2 separate regions of the Mus musculus genome follow, and region 1 is linked to region 2. The links are chromatin loops, found by intact Hi-C in ENCODE. Cell type or tissue: left cerebral cortex. All regions are shown on one strand.

Region 1 (2,500 bases), 660 kb before region 2:
TGCACTGTTGAGCTTTTCTGACGCTGTGTCAGAATGGCACTAGTTCAGTTTATATCCCTCTCATAATATGGCAGTTCATTAAAATACAAAGCAGTAAAATGTCATTTGCTGTACGATTATTAACTATAAATCTGGCTATTTCTTCATCCAGTAACCTAAATATGATATATACTTTATATTGGGTATGAGAGATCTGTGTTTGGGTTTTATAGATTTTAGCTTTTGACACGTTTGCCTCTTTAAATTTACTTTTCATAAATCCCCTTATTAGAAAGTTCTTTTACATATAGGCCCCAAAATTGTGATTATTAAAAATATAGTTAATTGTGATTAGCCTCCAGTGAAAATAGGTTGAAAGCCTGTTTTGATCCAGTGTTTTCTCCCAAAGAACTCTACGTTAAACATACACCAGTTTTCTTTTATGACCTGGAGTTAGGAGTGAGTTTGTGTGTTGTTGATAGAGCAACTCAGGTAATTTCCATTTCTGGTTTTATATTCTCTGTATCTCCTGCCTGGGTGTCACTTTCTAGACAGTAAGGCGCTCCACTGCTTGCTGTCTGAGATATCCTTCATAGTATTCCATGGCTCCCATACTGCAGTCTAGTTAAGCAAAGAACTCTCACTAGAAAGGTTTATTTCAGCCGGGTGTGGTGGTGGTGCACGCCTTTAATCCCAGCATTCGGGAGGGAGGCAGGGGCAGGCGGATTTCTAAATTCCAGGACAGCCTGGGCTATACAGAGAAACCCTGTCTTGAACCCCCCCCCCCCCCGCCACCCCCAAAAAAAGGTTTATTTCTGAGCAGCCAGGCATGATAAGTAAAGGCCCCTAGTCCTGCACAGGAGGCTGAGGCAGGAGAATTGTTTAGTCCTGGAATAGATAGTAAAAGCCTGTCTCAGAATACACAAGCAGAGAAGGATCGGGGTTATGTCTCTTGGCAGTAGATCCCATTCATACCTCTTCAAACCTATTTGTTTTTTTTCTTTTGGGACTTATATGATTTTAAATATTTCATATTCTCCCTCCCACTCCTACTCTCCCTCCTTCCCTCTCTCCATCCCTTCCTCCTACCTAAAGGAATGGAATGATGCTGTTTTTGTTTTGAGTTTGACCTTAACCTTGCTATGTCTCTCCTTTGAATAATGGGGCTTAAAAGAATAATGAACATGGAATTTGAATTACTTTTACAAAGCAATATGAACTTGTAGAGCTTGTCTTGTGCCATTAGGTGGCACCAGAGATCATCACATACCTATTTTGTAACAAGTGAGCTTGAGAAAATTAAGAAAATATATACATTTATTTAGCCAAAAGGAATGAAGAAAGCATTTACACATTTGTGTTTTATCTGATTCTGTTCAGTTCTCAAGGAACTTTCACAATGCTTTCCTAGGTAGGACCTGGCAGTTTGGCAGTGCCTTCAGTTTAGCATTGCTATAAAATGAACCCTGAATTAGCGAAACAGTGTAACATTATTCTGTGTTCTTTATTAGCTAACTACAAGTGTATGCTTTCCACTCTGGTTGATCATTAGTTCCCTAGTACATACTTAAAAGTTTACCAAATGTTAACCAGATTTTTGAAACCTCCCCCCCCCCCTATTTATTTATTTTTTATGTTGGAAATACCCGAATGATGTTTGGTAATTGTAGAAAAAGTAAATGTGTCTCAGGATCACTATTACTGCTGTTGCCACTAGTGATTCCTAGGAAATACATAATTGACTTTTTCCAACAAAATGTATATTATTACATGTTAGATAATAAGAACAATTGTCCCGTGAATGATTCTATGAAGCTATGCATCTTAGACCTCTTGAGCTGTGAATTAGCACTATTTTCTATGGTTACTTATTATCTATTGTTTTATACTTTCTATGTTCATTTCAAATAATGTTAATGTTATTCAATCATTTTCTGAATTGTTAACTCTTATTCTTTGGTTTAAATACTGAAACATGATTAATTGCTAACTACAGCTTAGAAACCCAATATCAGTTGTACTTAACATCTTTAAGAGCATGATCATAAAGGCTATTTTGACAGTTCATTTTAACATTTAGAGTTGATAAGGGTTTATATCTCATCTGTCCATATTGTTTGCAAAGGAACAAGGTTTTATGTAGGTGAGAGAAAGCATTTGTACGAAGTTAGATTTGAACATAGATAAGATAGGTTATTCCAGTTGAGAATATTGTTCGAAGAATGTCTGTGAATGCAGACATGGGTCCTGCTTAGTGCCATAGGTAGACTGAGTCTTCTGTAAGTCATCATTACATAGTAATTTTGGTTCTGAATTTTACATTAAATTATTTGAATATATACAGACCTAAATTTTAAAATCTGTACATATATTATTTTGATGTATTAAGATTGATAATATTGCTGATTTAAATTTTATTTATGCACATACTTAAAGGACAGAAATGTCTGGTAAAGTAATTGTTAAATAATGATATGTAGCTTTTTAACTTTTTAAATAAATAAGATTTTTTAATGTGGGT
Region 2 (2,500 bases):
ACTGTATAGAAAAGTCATTCTGCCAGTCAGAGGCGCTCCATAAGTGCTGACATTACAAAGTGGGAGCTATTTTTTCAGATGCTGGGTAACTTTAACAAAATGGTCAAACTAAAGCAAGGCTGCCCGCTCTAGATTCACTCCACTAATGGATACTTGAGGTAGGAAATAGGCCAACTGTCCAATTTACATACATTGTGAAAGACTCTAGAGGCATAGAAGTGAAGGGGGAGAGAAAGGCCTTAGGGACCTCAGACAGGTAGATCAGGGAAATTAGGATGGCTTCCCTTGCTCAGGGCTTTCCTACATACAAATATCACCACAGCCCACACCTCGGGATTGCCTCTGGAAGAAAACAAACAAACAAACAAACAAACAAACAAACAAACAAATGTATGTCCAGGCAGGGAAACAAGTCTAGACACTATCCTGACTAGGTTACATTAGAGACTTCCATCTATTATGTAAGATGCCAGCTGGCTTTTAGACTCATTTAGCTTAAATATATTTGTATCTTTCTCTGTGACTTATTTTTAAAATTATGTGTATGCACATGAGTGTAGTGCCTGCAGAAGAGGCCGTTGTATCTCTTGGAGCTGGAATTGCAGGAAGGAGTGTGCTGCCTGATGGGTCCTAACCACTGTGCTATTCCCCCTAGTCTATAGCCTCTATCTATCTATCTATCTATCTATCTATCTATCTATCTATCTATCTATCTATCTATCTATCTATCTATCTTTGTTTTTTTCGAGACAGAGTTTCTCTGTGTAGCCCCGGCTGTCCTGGATGGAACTCACTCTCTAGACCAGGCTGTCCTTGAACTCAGAAATCCGCCTGCCTCTGCCTCCCAAGTGCTGGGATTAAAGGCGTGTGCCACCACTTCCTGGCCTATAGTTTTTATTTTTAACAGGGTTTCACAGATTTCTTCATCTAATGTCATTTCTGTAAACAAAATGCCATGATTTCTGGTGCTCCCCAAGAGCACCTTAGGCCAGACCAGAGAGCCCGGGGGGTGGGGGGGGGGAAAGGGGGGGGGTGGGACACGACACGACGCTGCCTCTGCCTCTCCAGCACTGGGATCCCAAGCCAGGCCTTTCATGTGAGTGCTGGGGACTGGACTCATGCTCCCGCTTGCACCCAAGCACTCTGCCAGTTTAGTGAGCTCCTTGGCATCTCCTCCAAGGCTTCCTAACTCCTTCCTCCCTTCCTCACTGCTGGTACACTGCTCTGAATAATGCATAATCCAAGCAGTGCCTCCCTGGCAGGCCAATTCTCTCAGCTTCCCCTGTGGTGAAGAAGCACAATGTCCCTGGTTCTAAGGCTTTCTATCCTGGGAGGAACTAGACATAGGCAGGGAACTATCCGTTCACCAAAGTTCTTCAGTGATAAAAGATTTAAATAAGTGATAATAGCTTAGACACAATTCTTATCTCAACTTAATCAAAGCCAGTGACTTACTGATAGAAATTCCTTAGTGATAATTAAAAATTAGCTATATTAAGAGTAACAAATTCTAATGGTATTAAAATGACTATAAGTAGGAAAAAGGCCTATCTAAATTTTGTAAACAAAAGAAGTAGATTAAGAACAATGACTAATTGTTAATTATTAGCCAAGCCAAATAAAGAAGCTTTGTAAGCTGAATATTTAACAAACACAATTACCTACTGTGAGCATGAGGTTAAGATAAAGACAGACCCAGATCCATTTTTCAATGCAGAAAACAAGTCATATGCATGTTAGAAAATCATCACTATAAAACATCTTTACCAACCCTGGTTCTGTCTGACATGAGTTCTGGAGGATGATTTCAGTTTAGCCAGAAGGCAAGCAAAGGGTTTACCGTGTGGCCCAATACCCAGCAGGCTGGTGCAGAGTCACAAGGATCGCACAGTGGAGAAGCAAACGTGATGCAGTCATAGCCCCATAAACTACTAGGAAAAGTTTCGGAAACATGCTTTGCATGCAGTGCCCAGTGTCAGAATCACTCACTTGACACAGTCTACTTCTCCTGGTGAAGAGCTTCAATGAAAGCATCAAGCTTTTCTTGAATTTCTCTAACTTTCTCTATGGAGATAAAAAGAGAGAAATACAAACACATTTACTTTTCAAAGGCATCAGAAATTATTAGAGACAATTCCTTATTATCAAATCGTCTATAAAACTTTAACTGCTGAGGAAAAGGGGGGAAATCACTTTCACCTCTCGTGGTCCATGTCCAGGGGGATCAGAAGAGCAGCAAGCAGCCACTTGTGGAAGGGGAGGGGAGAAACGCTTGACAGACCCCTTTCGGAAGTTACTAAATAAAGCTGTGGGTACCTACACATAGGTGTATTCACAGATTCCTTGACGCTCTACCAAAGAAATGCTACGGCTAGTTATAGGAATTAAGAGTAACTAGAAATGGCGGCTCCCATCTGTGAACCAGCACTAGGGAGCTGACTGTGAGGTGAATGCTCTCCTGGGCTGCACTGCCAGACCCTTCTGTCTCAATGACAACATG

What was found. Hi-C counts contacts between places; a loop is a spot of excess contacts. Peaks named below come from ENCODE experiments on the same cell type or tissue, not always from the same donor. Only the 100,000 strongest peaks of a DNase experiment are listed, where the experiment ranks them.
Region 1: it touches region 2 in a loop (2.4-fold over the local background); 3 of 42 quality-filtered maps call a loop at or near these places.

Annotation. Positions count from the first base shown.
Region 1 is chr16:30,313,164-30,315,663 of GRCm38, reverse strand. It overlaps Atp13a3 (ATPase type 13A3), which reads left to right. Exons shown (of 34, transcript NM_001128096.1): 34 at 1-2,500. Among named protein-coding and RNA genes, the nearest start is that of Gp5, 3.6 kb to the right of the region's middle. In left cerebral cortex, a CTCF peak has its summit at 1,227 (motif pointing right); a DNase peak (open chromatin) is centred at 1,240.
Region 2 is chr16:29,648,501-29,651,000 of GRCm38, reverse strand. It overlaps Opa1 (OPA1, mitochondrial dynamin like GTPase), which reads right to left. Exons shown (of 29, transcript NM_133752.3): 28 at 1,990-2,064. The coding sequence ends at 2,000. Among named protein-coding and RNA genes, the nearest start is that of Opa1, 70 kb to the right of the region's middle. In left cerebral cortex, no CTCF peak of the experiment used is centred here; DNase peaks (open chromatin) are centred at 501 and 1,219.